2 separate regions of the Mus musculus genome follow, and region 1 is linked to region 2. A link is a loop called in an ENCODE intact Hi-C map of the cell type or tissue named here. Cell type or tissue: gastrocnemius. All regions are shown on one strand. Links, peaks and the distances in the headings refer to the core of each region. The heading gives the core; the rest is flanking DNA.

Region 1 (8,330 bases), core at 293-8,292, 130 kb after region 2:
TTTCACTGGGGCTGGCTATTGATTCACTTGGTAAATGTGCCTGTACATTGTTGGCACACACAGGCCCCTAGACTGGCATTCCATTATTGTCTTGGCAAGAAGTATAGTGACATGCAGGCAGACATGGTGCTGGAGAAGGACCTGAGAGTTCTACGGCTTGATACGCAGGCAGCAGCAGGAGACCATACCACACTGGACATAGCTTGAGCATCTGTGATCTCAAAGCCCGCCTCCACAGTGACACACACACCTCCTCCAACAAGGCCACACTTAATAGAGCCACTCTCTATGGCCAGGCATTCACACACAACTCTTTGGATACCATTCCTGTTCAAACCACCACAATGATAACAGACTAAGCCTCAGAACTATAAGTCAGCCCCAGTTAACGTTTCCCTTTATAGGAGTTGCCATGGTCAGGACATCTCTTCACAGCAATAAAACTCAAATTAAGACACTCTCAGCCCAGAAGGCAGAGAATAAAGGAACCAAAGACTTTGGGTTTCAGGTGAGACAGAGGGTGGCTACCACATGGGCACAGCCTTGTGACAGAACCTGCTGTAGGCAGCTACCCTTTAGTGACTTTTCAATTGTTCTTCATACATGGTGGTCAATCTGATTTGGGGCATGGCCTCCCCTCTCACATCCCTGACATCATCCTATATAGGCTTTGGCCATACTGGTCTCTTGTACTTTCTGCCCATTTGGCACTATGGGTCTCAAGGCCCTTTGAGTGGATGTTGTTCCCACAGCCTCTGGCTGGGCCTGCTGGGAAAGCCCCTTCAAGCAGCTCCTGCCACTGTTGCCTGTCAAGGTGTCGCTCCTTTTCCTTTGCCCTGGCTGTGCTGTGCCACACTCCCACACAGCACCATCTCCCAGGAGTGGAACCACCCATGCCTACTCTATTCCCTCCAGTGAGTGGCTCAGAACATGAGCCAACTCTCCAGAAACACATCGCAGAATGAATAAACTCTTCCTTAGTGCCAGCTCTGAGGACCAGGGTGGATCATGCAGAGACTCGAAAATAGACTTTGCACTCAGAAAAGGCTACAGAGGCTCCAGTCTGAGGAGCCATTCCAACTCTTCAGGAACCAGAACCATGGGGCTGTGCCCTGCTGGAGCAGACAGGTCTGTGGCTAGGTGGGAGGAAGGGACAGCGAAATGGGGGAGACAGAACTCATCATGTCACTGCTTCTGGATGTGGCTTCAGTTGAACGGGGGTTTCTGGGAGAAGGCTGAGCACATTTATCTAGGGCTTTCTACATGCTAGGCTCTGTCCTACACAGTTAAACACAACATCTCTCAATTCCCAGGCAGCCTGGCAGCAGGGCCAACGCTGTCCACTTGGATGGGGAACCAAGACAGGTGTGGGGCATGCGAACAGATGCAGATCTCACAGTGAAACTCCGTGTTCATCGCCCTTAGCCAGACCATGCCAGGCTTCTTCTCAATGGCCAGTGTCCCCTAGCTGCCTGACATACTTCCTCTCTTTGCATGTGGCAGACACCAGGCATCTCACTCCAAACAGCTGTGCCCTGTGACCTCCATAAGGACCCAAGACCTCCAAGTGTGGCCTCTCTCTGGAGTTCACTCCCCAGGAAGAGCAGCCCAGGCCCTTACTTGGTGTTCCAGCTCCTGGATGCGATTGGTCAGCTGCTTTATCCTGACCTTTGCGCTCTCTGACTCGGCCATCAGCCCCCGGTTCTTTTTGGACAGTTCAACAATTTTGGTGGCAACTAGATCTCCAGCCATCCCAGACGCCCCTAAAATGAAAGAAATCGCAAGGTCCATTTAAAAACACAACCTGCACCTCAAATCTGCACAGCTGTTCAGAGCATCAGCAGGTTGCAGGCAAACTATAAGATCGGAAGGCAGCTGGGCGCAATGCCTGTAATCCCAAGTCAGGAGCCAGAGGCAGGGGGATTGGAAGTCCAAAGCCATTCTCAGCTACACAGGGAGCTCAGCCTGGGCTACATCACTAAGACCTGGAAAAATAATCAGATACCAGGATCTTAACTGCACAGAGAGTGAGCTATGAACCTCAGTGAGCAGGGCATAGCCCCTGACCTTTCTGTATCTGCCCGATACCAGCTTTGGCTGGTAGAGAGTGTGCAGGGAGACAGTCCAACTGGTTTCTTGCTTATGCCATCTTACAAGATATCTCTAGCCAAGGTCAGCTGGCTGGTTCCTAAAGAGGAACACATGGAACAAAGTTGTGGCACCCTAGCCAAACCCCAAAGAAGGTACAGATGTGTGTGCACATTGTGTGCTGTATGTGTGCACACATAACGATGCATGCTTTATATGTGCATACATTGTATGCTATTTGTGTGTGCACATGCACATGCTGATGTGTGTTTTATGTGTGTGTACACTGTATGCTGTATGTGTGCATACATGCACATAGGTTCAGGTGTGTAGGGAAATCAGAGTCAACCTTAGGGTGCTGTCCACCCTTTTGGTTTTGAGACCCAGCCTCTCACTGGCCTAGAGCAGAAGCTATACTGGCTGGCCAGGGAGCCCCAGCCCCACCTGCTTCCCCAGCACGGCACTACAAGTGCAATGTGTTTTCAAAAACATGATACTTGGGATCAAACTCAGGTCTTTATGTTTGCAAGGCCAGGGTACTAGCTCCCTAGACCCCATGAATAAATTCTTAGCGCTCAATATTGCTGAGATCCACGTGGTTGGGAGTTACACTGAGCTGTGGTAACACATGACCAAGACAAGCAGATTCATTCAGTGGAAGTGATTCGGTAGGAATGGAGAGCGCATCCTCCAGCAGTCCCAACAGACAATAAACAGAACTAAGTGTGTACTATGTGGGAGGAACGTGTGCTCGGAATGAAGAGGGGTGCCTGTGGTAGGTGATGACATTTTAGACAGGGATGGCCAGGGAGGGGCCTCTGAGAGAAGAGGAAGTGTGAACAGTGGCCTAAGTTAATAAAAGGGAGGGATCCAGCCAAGAGGCAGAGTGCTGGGAAGGGGCTCTCAACATAGGAGGCAGCCCCGAGAAGCTGGGGTGGGCGTGGGGAGGAGGTGTGTGCAGGAGGATGAGTGCCAGCTGGGGCTACCTGGTGAGCAGCAAGAGCTCTTGTAGCCTGGCCTCTCTGCGCTGCGCCCAGGATCAGCGGGAGCTCGGTCAGGACACAACTAGAAGTCACTTCCCTGCCAACTTCCCTGCCAAATGGTGGTGGCACACACCTTTAGTCCCAGCTCTCAGGTGGCAGAGGCAGGCAGATCTCTGAGTTGGAGGCCAGCCTGGTCTACAAGTGAGTTCAAGGATAGCCTGGGCTACACAGAGAAATCCTGTCTGGAAGAACAAAATAAACGTCACTTCCCTCTAAGCCTCAGACCACGGAAAGAGACAAGCACACAGGGAAGCGCTCCAGCAGGTAAAGAAACTCCATTTGAGCTGAGTTTCAGGGTCAGTTGTGGTGTGAACACCCTGCTCCATGTTGTCATGGAGCACACTCCTCAGATCAATGTATGCAATAGGTGGTTTCTAGGAAAAAAAAACACTAACACTCGTAAAGGAAATGTGAGTGGCCTAGAGACGGTCTTCCTGGGACTAATTTCCTCTTAGGACTCAAAAGCAACAAAAATCCACAATTAGCCAGCAGAAGACTGTCCAAGGAAGCCCTGGGAGCGGGAGGACCCAGTGACAGCACCCTTTCCCTGCCTTTCCCAGCCCTTCCCCCGACAGCCTCAGTCCTGAAGCGGCAGCCCTGGGAATAAACAGGTCAGAAGAGTAGGCGAGCAGACAGGCCAGCACCTGACAACAGTCCTTACAGCACACAGAGCAGCTAAGAGCAGAGCTCAGCGTTCACCCTGAACTCTTCCAGACAGCTACACTTCCAGATGGCATACTACACTTAAAAGCTGTGTGTGGTGCAAGCTGCACTCCCCATACTAGGAAGTTAGACACAAAAGGATCAAGAATTCAAGGCTTGATTTAGCTACACAGAAAAACAGAGTATGCCCCGTGCTATATGAGATATTATCTGGAAAAAAATTAATAAACCCACAAAACTGTAATACATAAGCAGGACACAAAGGGACCTAGATGGTGCTAAAGTTCCTGCAGCCCTCAGCAAGTGGAGAAAGAGTAACTAATTGTAACTGGAGTATATGCCATGCTTAGTGTGAATTAAGCAAGAGATGGAGCTGTGCCTGGTGGTGAGCTGGAAGCTGAGGAAGGATCCCAAGTTCTAGAACAGCCTGAGCGACAGATGTGAGGGAAGAGAAGGGGAGGGGAGAAATGAAGGGAGGGAGGGGAGGGGGACAGGGAAAATACTCAGAAAGCGAGGACCAGCAGACCAAGTTTCAGCATGGGGAGCAGAGCAAAGCAGCCCCAGGAAAAGCACAGGTGTGTGTACATATGTGTGCACATGTGTGTGCGTTGGCAGATGGAAGAGGTGAAGCAACAGTACAGGCTGGGGAGGAGGAACCACCCCAAGCCCTGCCCACCCACCCTTCCTGTTGGTGGGGATGGATCCCCCTCCCCCCCCCTCCCTGGAGCCCTGGCTTAACCAACACACCCCACCCCCAACCATGCCCCTGAGCAGCAGGGAGCAAAGCTGAGTGTCTATCCCCACAACCCAAAGCCTCGTCTTCCTGTATTTTCTGTTTTAGATAGGAAAAGCCAAAGAACAGAAGGAAGAGGTGCATCCAGCTACTGGGGGCCTTTGGGATGCTCAAGTCCTCCTGATGGGACTTTTGCCAAACCTGTTTAGGGAGAAGGGAGGGAGGGGCTCTGGAAAGAGCAGGGCAGTCCCACTGCTCCCCCTGGTGGATGGCACTGGCTCTCTGTTTATACTCACCTGGGAGGTTTGCTGTGGTCCACAGGAGCACTATGCCATCAGAGGCACAGTCCCCACCAATTTACATGCTGGGTCAGAGGCATCACTGCAGAGCCTGTGCCTAGCCCACACTCACAGGGCCAAGGTTACCCCTTGTGAAGACCTGCAGAATCAGAGTCCTTCTCCCACCTCTGGTGCTAAGTTCTCCACCAGAGTTAAAGTGCAGCCCAGACCTACAGGGCTGCTGAGGGTGGCATCTGTCGAGGGTGTTTGGGTTGTAGAAACCTTTCATAGAGGAGCCTACGTTCCATCTGCAGCAAACAGCAGGTGTGTGTAGCATGTAAGCCAAGTACCAAGGAGAGAGAGACCCCATCGACTACTGTGAGCACACCTGACCCGGCACTGTTCTCTTACAGGACAACTGGGCCCACCCACCTGGACTCCAAGCCACGCTTGAGTTACCTGTGAAGGCGAATCTGTCCTCTTCTATTTTCTTCTTGAGGTGTTTGATCTCAAAGTCCCTCTCCTTCAGCAGCTTATATAGTCGCCCATTCTCATCGACTGTCTCCCGGAGCTCACTGCGAAGATGCTGGATTTCATCTTCCAACACCCTGCAAGGGAAAGGTGGACCGACTGCTCCTCACAGGCAACAGTGCCCAGGCCTCTGCAGCTGGCTTACACCTGTAGTATCAGAGTTGGCCACTAGGGGGCACTAAGAAGTTGTCTGTACAAAATAAGACCAACACTATGAGAGAAGAGAGGAGATTTAAACATACTGTTCTCAGAGCTGGGTGATTAAGTGTGGATGTGCTATGTAAGAAGACTCAGGTAGCGTTGCTTATTTCTTCATATGGGTTATATAAAAATCCTCATGTGTGTGTGTCCATGTGTACGAGTGTGTTTGTGTGTGTGCAGATGCACATGTATGCAGACATGCACATGTGCATGCGTGTGGAGCTGAGAGAACACTGTGGAGGTTATGCTCAGACATGCCATCTACCTTCTTTGAGACAGGGTGACTCACTAGCCTAGAAGCCAAGTTCACATAAAACCTGGACACCAGCCTCAATTTTTAATTAAGACTTAGAATTTCTATATACCCTTGCAGGATAACATGTCTGTGTGTGTGCATGTGTGTATGAATGTATGTGCCTGTGTGAAAACACCAACTATGTTAGACTGGCTTGTCAGATAGCCAAGGATCTGCTGTTCCTGTCTTTACAAAGGCATGAGACCATGCCCAGAGTGATGGGAGGGGCAGATGACACAGCCCAGAGCAGGCCCTGGAAACAGCTAAGCAAGCACTTTATGAAAGACAGGGATTGTAGGTGAGGGCCACTGTGAGCGCTGCTGTGCCTGACGTCACTCCACCAAAGGTCAGCTCCACTGTCTATGGTTTGGGGCCAGGCCCACTATAGATAGGTCTGGATCAAGCTGAGGTAAAAATTTAAGAGCCATAGGACTTTTTAATTATTGAGAAAGCTCCCCCCCCCCATTGGCATTTTACAATAGGTCATTTGGAAAACCAAGAAACCATAAAAAAATGAGTTTGAATCCAGCAAAAATATTCTGGGCAAGATCAAAAGCAAAGAGACAACTCATCAATGGCTGTGGTCTTTGGGACAAGGCTATCACAAGGTACTGCGGCAGCCTACACAGGTCTGCGTGCTCCTGTGGCACTGTAGAACCATGAAAGGCAGCCTGGTTCCTGGTCGAGCACAGGCTGGAAACCCCAGTGACCCTGAGGGACGGCAGGCGTTTTGCCAGGCTCCTGACACCAGGCCGCAGCCCTCCATAGATCTGTGGCCATCAGTCATGTAACGACAATACCCCAAGCCCCTCTACAGGTAGAAGATGTGAGTGACTTGTGGTCACACAGCCTCAAGACAGATCTCCATTTTAATGAGGTACCTAAAGGCCTGGAGGCTTAGCCAATAAATACCCTTTCCCAGACACTCCTCCTTGCAAAAGGTATCTTACCTCAGGCCCACCCTGAGAACTGGGGTATGGTTTTTACTCATCCACTTTCCGTCATGACAAAAAATGCCTTAAAACCATGGACTGCCTCTTTTCATCAAGAGCCGCCGTGGGGAGCAATGGAGCAGGCCTTCACCTAAAGAGCTGGCCATCTAGTCTCCCACAGAAGGCCTTTCAGCACTCCTAGCCACGGCCTCCATCAAGCCCAAGCCAAACCACCCACCGAACAGACCAAGGACTCTCTTCCCCGTGGGACCCAGCTGGAGCTCTCCCCCACTTTCCCTCATCCCGGGGCTAGATCCAGCCCGCAGGTCCCCACTCTGTTCTCAGCTCTTCTGTGGTTTCCAGCGGTGCCTGGGTGCCCAAGAGCCTGAGAATCAGATGGCCCAGGTCTCCCTGTAGGCCTGGGAACCCCCAAGCCAGCTCCGGCTTTCCTTGGAATCTCAGACTGCACCCCCTAACCCCAGAGCTGTGTCCCGCAGCCTCCCACAGCCCAACACCCACTCAGAACCCATGTGAGGTAAGCGCAGTAAAAATTTCCCACATCCCACCTTCCCAAGCAGCTCAAGTCCTGTGGCAGAGCGGACTCGGGACCCCTATAGCCCTACAACTGTCAGGTCCAGAGCACTGAGAACATTTTGGATATCTCCAACTTTCACACTAATGACTAAAGAAATCTGCAGAGCTTCAGAACAGGGTGACATTTATGTGCTAATATCTCTCCGGGTGTGTGTGTGGGGGGCGGCCAGTGCTGGCAGAGGTGAAAGAACCCAAAGGATCTACAAACTATCAAGTCCACCCCAGTCCTTAGAAGCACAGGTCTAAGCAAAGTGAGAGAGAAGCTGGACTAACCATGGCTTGATGCACTTACAGTCTCTCTGTCTGCCTTTAAATACACAGCCTAGCAGTGCTCGCCCAGAAAGCACAGCTCTGTCAGCTACAAGAGGCCTCAGACATCTGTGTCAAACTTACTCTGAACTTCCAAACACCTGCCCAGGAGAACCAGCTGTCTCCACCTGCTTCTCCACCTACCTGCCTGCACGGCATCCACTGCACCCCTGCCCTCTCCACCTGCATCCACTGTGTCCACTGCACCCCTGCCCTCTCCACCTGCATCCACTGTGTCCACTGCATCCCTGCCCTCTCCACCTGCCTGCACTGTGTCCATTGCATCCCTACCCTCTCTACCTGCCTGCAGAGAGTTCACTACACCCCTGCCCTCTCTACCTGCATCCACTGTGTCCACTGCACCCCTGTCCTCTCCACCTGCCTGCACTGTGTCCACTGCACCCCTGCCCTCTCCACCTGCCTGCAGTGTGGCCGAAGGGTCCTTACCTCTTCTCAAATATGTTTTTTAGGTTCTGCTCCTCTGTGTCGAGGAGGCTGAGGCCATCCGGGATCACCATGAACCCTTCCTGGTTGTCAGCTTTGCTTTGACAGCTCAGCTCTTTCTCCCTCTTTTTCTCCATCTGCTTCTGTAACCTTCGGTGCTGTAGCTCCTGCATGGCCTTGAACTGGAGTCGCAGAGTATCTGCCGAGCTCTCATCAGCC
Region 2 (8,330 bases), core at 254-8,253:
ATTACCATGAAATCAATGGTGAGTGCTCGCACCTCCCCCGGTTTTCCTGGATGGTTAAGGCCAAACCTATACTTTATCTTCTATGCACATGACACCACACGAGGGGAGAGAAGCATGAAAGACAGATACACACCAAACTCAAGAAAGGCGTAAGGCCGGGAGGCCAGGCCAACGCAGGTGGTGTCGTAGGAAGCTATGAAGTCCCACCACAGAGCCTCCAAGAAGCAGAAGGCCATGGCTGCCGGGCACTGGCGCGAGCAGATGGCCATGCAGGCCACGTCCCCCGATGATGAAAAACTGAAAGAGAAGGAGACGTCTGAGCTGCCAGGAAACAGGCCAAACAACCCCACCTTGTCTTCTTTGCTGTTGTCTATCTTTTTATTTTCTTTGCTTTAAAGTCAGGATCTCTCTATGTAGTCCAGGCTGGCCCTTTAGCTGATGCCCCTCCTGCCTCAGCCTCCTAGGATTGTAGGCATAGACTTGGTGCATACATATACACACAGGAAAAGCACTCATACACATAAGATAAATCTAACTTAATTATTTTTCAAGAAAAGACTAAAGCTGCCAAGATGCCTGAGTAAGTAGTGGAGCTTGCGGCCAAGGCTGACGACCCGAGTTACAGCTCCAGAATCCACATTAAGGATGTGGTGGCGAGAATCTGCAGTCCAAGCGCTCCTGGAGCAAGATGGGAGATAGAGGCAGAATTGCTCAGAAGGCCGTAGGTGAGCTAGGCCATAATATGCAGTGCAGTAGAAACAAGAGATGCCTGATCTCACAAAGTGAGGGGACAGTAGCAGGTCCCAAAAGTTGAAACCAGATCTCCCCGTGCATGCCATGGCATTCGAGTGACCACCTTTATGTGTACCTGTGTGCCCACATTTATATGTGCACGTGTGTGCATGTGCACCACACACTTATGTGTTCATGTGTGCGCATGCATGTGCACCACACATTATGTATACATTTGTGCATGTGCACCACACATTTTCTACTGTGCACAAGTCACTGGAGTCCACCACTGGCACCATAAAAACAAGCAAAACAAGAAAAAGCAACAGAGCAGAACATTTTACCATCATGTTTTTTAGATTTGATTGTGATACCATAGAGTTTTTTTCAGGAAAAGGATGTCCTGCACAGACCACCTTCTTGGAACTCGTGTAGAAGGTGCTCAGAGGAGGAGGAGAAGGAGGAGGAAGAGAAATAAGAAGAGGAGGAGGAGGAAGAAGAGGAGAAAAGGAGGAAAAAGAGGAGGAGGAAGAGAAAGAAGAGGAGGAAGTGGAAGATGAGGAAGAGGAGGAGGAAGAGAAAGAGGAGGAAGAGGAGGAGAAAAAGAGGAAAAAGAGGAGGAGGAAGAGGAGGAGAAAGAGGAGGAAGAGAAAGAAGAGGAGGAGGAGGAAGGGGAGGAAGAAGAGGAGGAAGCGGAGGAGAAAGAGGAGGAGGAAGTGGAAGATGAGGAATAGGAGGAGGAAGAGAAAGAGGAGGAAGAGGAGGAAGAGGAGGAGAAAGGAGGAAGAAGAGGAGGAGGAAGAGAAAGAAGAGGAAGTGGAAGAGGAGGAGGAAGAGAAAGAAGAGGAGGAAGGGGAGGAAGAAGAGGAGGAGGAGGAGGAGGAGGAGAAAGAAGAGGAGGAAGAGAAAGAAGAGGAGGAGGAAGTGGAAGATGAGGAAGAGGAGGAGGAAGAGAAAGAGGAAGAAGAAGAAGAGGAGGTGTCGGCAGTGGCATCTCAGAGGAGTCTGCTCTGCAGGTGACAGCTCAGGTCTCCAGCCACCACCCTGCCTGCCAGCACCCTTCAGCCTTCCACCCAGCATAGCTGACACCTTCCATTTCTTTTATGATTCTGAGACCAAGTGGCCCTAGAATGCCTAAAATGACCCCCAACTTCTCTCACCACTTATAAGAATTATAAGAAGGGAACAAGAAGGACTTGGTAAACAAAGGCATATGTAAAATCTCAGGTGTAAAGTCTGTAACAAGCCCTTCTGCTGTTTAAGTCTGCCTTGTCCCCGAGGGCTTCTTGCCTCAAGTCTCAACGTTAAGAAAGGACCAAACAACATGGGCAGCACACCTGGGCACCAATTGGCTGCCCTCAAATCCTGGTTCCACCACTTGCACGTTCGCTGGAGCCTGGGCTAAGTCGCTTGACCTCAATTCCTCTCTGGAAAACACGTGACCCTGCCTGACCTGCTTGACCCAGCCAAGTGCGCCCGCTGGAAGCACAGGAAAGTTGTTAGGGCAGGAAGCACCCACAGCCTCTAGCGGCAGCGTCGCCAGCACCCATCCTACAGTGGGGCCTCCCCTGTTGTACTAACGCAAGAATCTATGTCTCACTTTAAGTCTCTGAGTTGAGAGAGACCCACCCTCAGCCATTTTCACTCCCCTGTTCGTTAAAGGAGGATGGGAAGTTCAAGGGCAGCCTCAGCTACAGTCTAAGCGGACTGAGGGAAAGCCTGTGTCTCTCCTTTTCCCTCACTGGCACTTTCCTGTAGCTTCCTATCATCTTCCCTCTACTGTACCTAAGTGGAAAATAAAACAGCTGAAGGGTGCCCACAGGAGAAGGTGCACACACGTGGGTGCTCTCTGACTGCAGAGGAATGACCAGTGCTCCAACGGGGTTCTGAAGATGGACACCATTCCTCCCCTAGTCTGTCCCAAGTGTACGCAGCCTGGGACTGCCGAGACCAAACCCCCCTTTACCCAAGCTGCCTTTAGCAGCGCCACGTCGACGTTCAGGTCCTGAAGAAGTGTTTACGTACTAGATAAGGAAGTCACAACTTTCCGCACAGCCTCGGCCTGGATGCCGGGCCAGCCTCTGGGCTAAGGTCTTGAGCTGCCTCCTGCATTCCAGAAACTCCTGGGCGTAGTAAAAGTCAGTGGAGGCTGAGAGGGGCAGTCCATCCCTCACCCGTACGATGCTGGCAAAAAGGATCATGGACATGGTCCGAGAGAGAAGTCATGGGGACACCTGAGGAAAGGAAGGACCTTTGTCAGTGAGGCCAGGAAATGCAAATAGTTTGTCCTACTTCACCTCCAATGCTTTCCCTCCCTCATCTGTAACATTTCTTCTCCTCTTTACTGAACACTTCCCTTCCCAGAACGAAGCAAACTGGGACGAGGGACAAAGGGATAGAGAAAGAGGTGGGGCCAGCAGGGCTCAGGAGCAATAGCAGCAGCAGCAGGTTACAGAGTTGAGGGCCCTATAGGGACCAGAAGCGCCTGCCCCAACAGCAGGGTGTGTGTGTCAGGTTACCCCGGTGTAGTGGCTATTCCTGGTTGTCAACTTTACAATATTTGGAATGAACTACAATCCGGAATTGGAAGGCTCACCAGTGACCCTTATCTGGAGGCTTAGAGATCCTTATCTGGATCTTGGTTTGAAGATCTTGAGCCATAGTGGCTATGGATTCCAGAAGATTGAATCTCCGAGTTTAAGGAACACACCTTTAATCTGGGCTACGCCTTTCATCTGGGATTAAAGGTGTGGTGGAACACACCTTTAATCTGGGCTACACCTTCTGCTGGAGACAATATAAGGACATTGGAAGAAGGGAGTATAGTCTTTGCTCTTGCTCCTTCGCCTGCTTGCTGCGTGAGACTGAGTAACTGCTAGATCCTTGGACTTCCATTCACAGCTGCGACTGAACCATTGTTGGGAATTGGGCTGCCGACTGTAAGTCATCAATAAATTCCTTTACTATCTAGAGACTATCCATAAGTTCTGTGACTCTAGAGAACTCTGACTAATACACCCGGGAAGAAGGCGCTAAGAAGTTCAATTGCCACACTAAGAAATGGAGGGTTGTGCCGGAGTCTGGGCGCTGTAGTGGCAGTGGTGGTGGCAGGGAGAGGCAGAAGGCAGCTGCAGAGCTGACGGAGCACATCCTCCGGAATTTCTATTCTCTGATATAAAGCCAGTCAGTCTTCGAGATGATGGCTGAGCCCTCACAGATGGCTGAAGGGAGTGGGTTAGCAAATCACACCGTGGTACGATATTAAACATTTGGTCATGCTATGTGAACACATTAAGAAACAAAAGGAAATAGATCTGGGCCATGTACTTGTCAGGACAGAAGGAAACCATGTTTGCACGGCCACAGAGCTGGCAGGGGTTGGGCTACCCGCTGACTTCACTGCACATCTGGACAGGACAGGGCCTACGCATTTGTGTGTGATTCAGCCCAGCAAGGGCTGGCCTCGGAGGGTTACCTTGGTGGCCAAAACAGCTCTGGCTAGTTCTTCCATGCTACACATCCCTCTTTGTGATCAAGTCTGATGGGCCCTCTGTTTAGCAGGATTCATAGATACACTAGTGGCACAGGCCAGGAAGACAGTCTTACGCCAACACCACTCCTGGCTTCTGGTCTGCCCTTCTCAGGGGCAGGTAGACACACACCTATATACACATACACCTACACACCCACATAGATACCTACACACACACACACACACACACCTATGCACCACACACCTACACACACACATCTACACACACTCCTACACATAACTCTACATACACACCTACACACCCTCCCCCACACCTACACACACACACCTATGCACACACACCTACACCTCCCACATACACACCTACATATACACACACATATCTACACACACACCCTATACCCCTACACACTCCTACACACACAATCTTAAACAGACCCCTACATACATACCTACACACACACACACACACAGAGCAAGGAAGATCTCAACCCCTTCATGTCAAAACCTTCCAGGCTTGCCAGACTGGACTGACTCCTGCCCTCTGTCAGACAGCCACCTCTTCTAATGCCCCTGGTCTAGCACTTCCACTAGTCAGCTGTTAAGAAAAAAAGCCAGGCTTCAAATTCCCAACAGCACCTGCAGAGCCAGGCCAGCCACCAGAGGGCACTGTAGGCTTCATAGCCTTGCACTGCCAGTGGCCACCAGAGGGCACTGTAGGCTTCAGAGCCTTGCACTGCCAGTGGCCACCAGAGGGCACTGTAGGCTTCAAAGCCTTGCACTGCCAGTGGCCACCAGAGGGCACTGTAGGCTTCAGAGCCTTGCACTGCCAGTGGCCACCAGAGGGCACTGTAGGCTTCAGAGCCTTGCACTGCCAGTGGCCACCAGAGGGCACTGTAGGCTTCAGAGCCTTGCACTGCCAGTGGCCACCAGGGGGCACTGTAGGCTTCAGAGCCTTGCACTGCCAGTGCTGAGACTGATTCCAGGGGCGAAGCACACTGAGCAGAGGTCAACTTAACTGGTTTTTTGTTTGGTTGGTTTTGTGGGGTTTTTGTTGTTGTTGTTGTTGTTTGTTTGTTTGTTTGTTTGGGTTTTTTTTTTTTTGAGACAGGGTTTCTCTGTGTAGCCCCAGCTGCCCTGGAACTCACTCTGTAGATCAGGCTGGCCTCGAACTCAGAAATCCACCTGCCTCTGCCTCCCAAGTGCTGGGATTACAGGTATGCGCCACCACTGTCAGGACCGAACTGGTTTTTAAGAACATTTTTGAAATGTTTTTAAACTGATACAGAGGAAGAATACAAGATCAGTTTGAGAACAGAACAACCCTAGGGTTCAAAACACTAACTCCTAACGAGGCCTCACGTGGTCAGTGTAGCACAGGAAAGAAAAATGAAAAAGTCAATGAATCAAAGCTATAGCAGAAGGGTTAAGGCAGGCCCACACCCTGACGTAGAACACCCACAGTATTCAACTGCCCACTAAGACTGCAAGGGGGAAATGGGTTGGTTGGTGACAGTAATCCTAAGAACCAGTCTGGCTGCTATCTGAAGGACCCAGAAGACCTAGACTTCACCAACAAGGCTTTTACTGACCAAACCTGCTTTTCCTCAATAAGGTAACTAAAAGTTCTAGCTGCCTCCAGCTCTGTCCCGCTGTACGAGAGCTGCCAAGACAGAAACCTTTAAATCCTTCAAGCTATCTCTGAGGAATGAATAAAGGTGACATTGGACATGTCACCCGTGTCTGAGGGTCTGAGACGCAGCTGCCTGAGGTGCTGAGGAACAAGTTTAAAAATGGAGACAACGCTTTTACACACTATTTTCCTTTAGTGACATGCATGCTGGGGTGGGATGTTAAAGCTCAGGGGTAGAATATCCATGCACTCTGGACAAAACTCCCAGTGCGGACATCCAGCACAGCGAGCAAACAACCACAGTCCCAAGGATGGAAGAAGAGCTTGTAAGAAAGGGAGGCTGCTCTTTGTGGGGACTGATGTTTGTAAGCTTGGGGCCATGAGCTGCCATAGGGCAACCTACACCCTAATAAGAGGGTGTGACTACGGCCCAGCTATCCCTACTCTTCAGAGGCTGAGAGGGGAGGGTCTTGAGTTCAAAGTCAGCTGGAACTACAGAGTGAGACCTTACCTCCAAGACTCATACAAGAAAAGGGGAGAGCAGGGAGTTGTGGCTGCTCTGTTCCAAAGTGCAGAGGAGGCGTTTCCAGGCCCTACTAAGTGCAGATAAAACCCTGGGAATCAGCTATAAAACAATCACAAAGAGAGTCTAAAAGGAAGCAGGAAGGCAAATGGTGGGATCACATTCAATCCCTTCTGTGACACATCTCAGGCCTAGTGTTGGAAGAACTGGCACCTCAAAGCAGTCAATAGGGAGAGGGCACATCTCCCACCACTAAACAAAACCTGCTCACTTTACTCAGAATCAGGGGGTGGTGCAGCCTTGAAAACCAGAAAACCTTCACATTAAAAACCAGTCTGGAGGCTGGAGAGATGGTTCAGCAGTTAAAACCACCACCTCCCTCTTCCAGAAGACCCAGGTTCAATTCCCAGCACCCACATAGTGGCTCACAACCAGCTGTAACTCCAGTCCCATGTAGTCTAAGCCTCTTCTGGCTTTTCCAGGTTCTGCTCTCACGTGCACATACTCAGAGACATGCACATATACACTTAAGGAAAGATAAGATAAATCTAAAATAAGAATGAAGAGGGTCACATGGTGGTGGTGCATGTGGGAGGCAGAGGCAGGTGGATCTCTGTTAGAGGCCAGCCTGGTCTACAGAGCGAGCTCCAGAACAACCAGGGCTATACAGAGAAACCCTGTTTTTAATTAATATATATATAACAGGGTTTTTTAATATGTATAATATACATTAAATCAGAGCATTCTGCTGACTGAGAAAATCTGGTATCTAAAGGTCACATCCTGGGTGGGAATTTAGTGGAAATGTTGAATAACATGGGCGTGAGGCTTTAGATTTGAGTTTCAGAACTGCCATCATCATCATCAAGAAAAAGTAAAAAAAAGGGGCTGCATACTGTATGAATTCCTCTACATAATGTTCTCAAGACCAGCCTAAGCTATGCAGTAAGACCCTGTCACAAAAATAAAGAGCTAGGATGCGGGTCAGAATTAGATGCACAAGGCCTTGGATTCAATCCTTAGTACCACAGATAAATAAGTAAAATGTGAAGAGCTCATGGTAGCTCTCTCTGTCATATCTCTGCAATGTCTCTGTAACATCTTTCCTGTGACTGTATTTCAGAAACTGAAAGGAGAAAAGAAGAAATTAGCATCAGGTCTCCGTGGTGGGCTTCTTTCTACAAGAGTCGTACGTAAATGTGATCATCGACGTGACGGCCCTCTCCGCTCACAACTGTGGTGCTGATGACTGTGAGCCGAGAGAGATTTTTATCCCCGGCTGCTCCTCACCTAGACGGCGTTTTTAATTGGAAGATACTATGACAAGATCCAGGGTTCATTACACAGAGCTACCTCAGAGACTGCTAGCATTCAATTTAAAACAGGAGTGCAAACCTGGGTCAGATGATGCCTGCCATCCTGGCACCGAGGCGGAGGTGGGACTACAAGTTCAAGGCTGGTCTGGAACAAAGCCCTGACACATCACACAGAGTAAAGGTGCTTGCTGTCTGCCTGGCCACCTGGAGCACACAAAATTTAAAGTAAATATTTTAGCCGGGTAGTGGTGATGGATGGAACAGAGCGGGTTCCAGGACACCAAGGACTACACAGAGAAACACTGTCTCAGAAAAACAAAACAAAACAAAACAAAACAACAACCACCACCAGCAGCAACAACAACAACGAACCCTGCTGAGCAGACTGAGGAGAAAGTGGAAGTCATCTTATTTCTGTTCACCGAAACTAGAAATGTACTTCTGCAGTGTCTCCGCCATAATTCTGAACGATACATTGAAGATTCTACACAACAACTGGAGAGAGAGAGGTTTCTGTGGCACTGCTCTGTGTCAGCAGAAGCACGGAAGGTGACCAAACGTCCACGTTCACCTTTTATATGGCGCGACTCTTTGTTTGGGGCACTGTTTTGGGGTGGCTTTTTGTTTGTTTAG

The links. Peaks named below come from ENCODE experiments on the same cell type or tissue, not always from the same donor. Only the 100,000 strongest peaks of a DNase experiment are listed, where the experiment ranks them.
Region 1: a loop joins it to region 2, with 3 times the contacts of the local background. A loop is called at or near these places in 5 of 42 quality-filtered maps.

What each region holds. Positions count from the first base shown.
Region 1 is chr9:121,825,613-121,833,942 of GRCm38, forward strand. It overlaps Ccdc13 (coiled-coil domain containing 13), which reads right to left. Exons shown (of 16, transcript NM_028384.1): 2 at 8,115-8,330; 3 at 5,265-5,413; 4 at 1,621-1,763. Among named protein-coding and RNA genes, the nearest start is that of Ccdc13, 9.7 kb to the right of the region's middle. In gastrocnemius, for the core only: CTCF peaks have their summits at 4,794 (motif pointing left) and 5,503 (motif pointing right); DNase peaks (open chromatin) are centred at 4,787 and 5,494; H3K27ac peaks cover 238 bases.
Region 2 is chr9:121,692,777-121,701,106 of GRCm38, forward strand. Sec22c (SEC22 homolog C, vesicle trafficking protein) reads right to left here. Exons shown (of 7, transcript NM_001164562.1): 2 at 2,758-2,966; 3 at 134-297. The coding sequence starts at 2,939. Among named protein-coding and RNA genes, the nearest start is that of Sec22c, 8.1 kb to the right of the region's middle. In gastrocnemius, for the core only: CTCF peaks have their summits at 4,978 (motif pointing right) and 5,180 (motif pointing right); DNase peaks (open chromatin) are centred at 4,124, 4,921 and 5,104.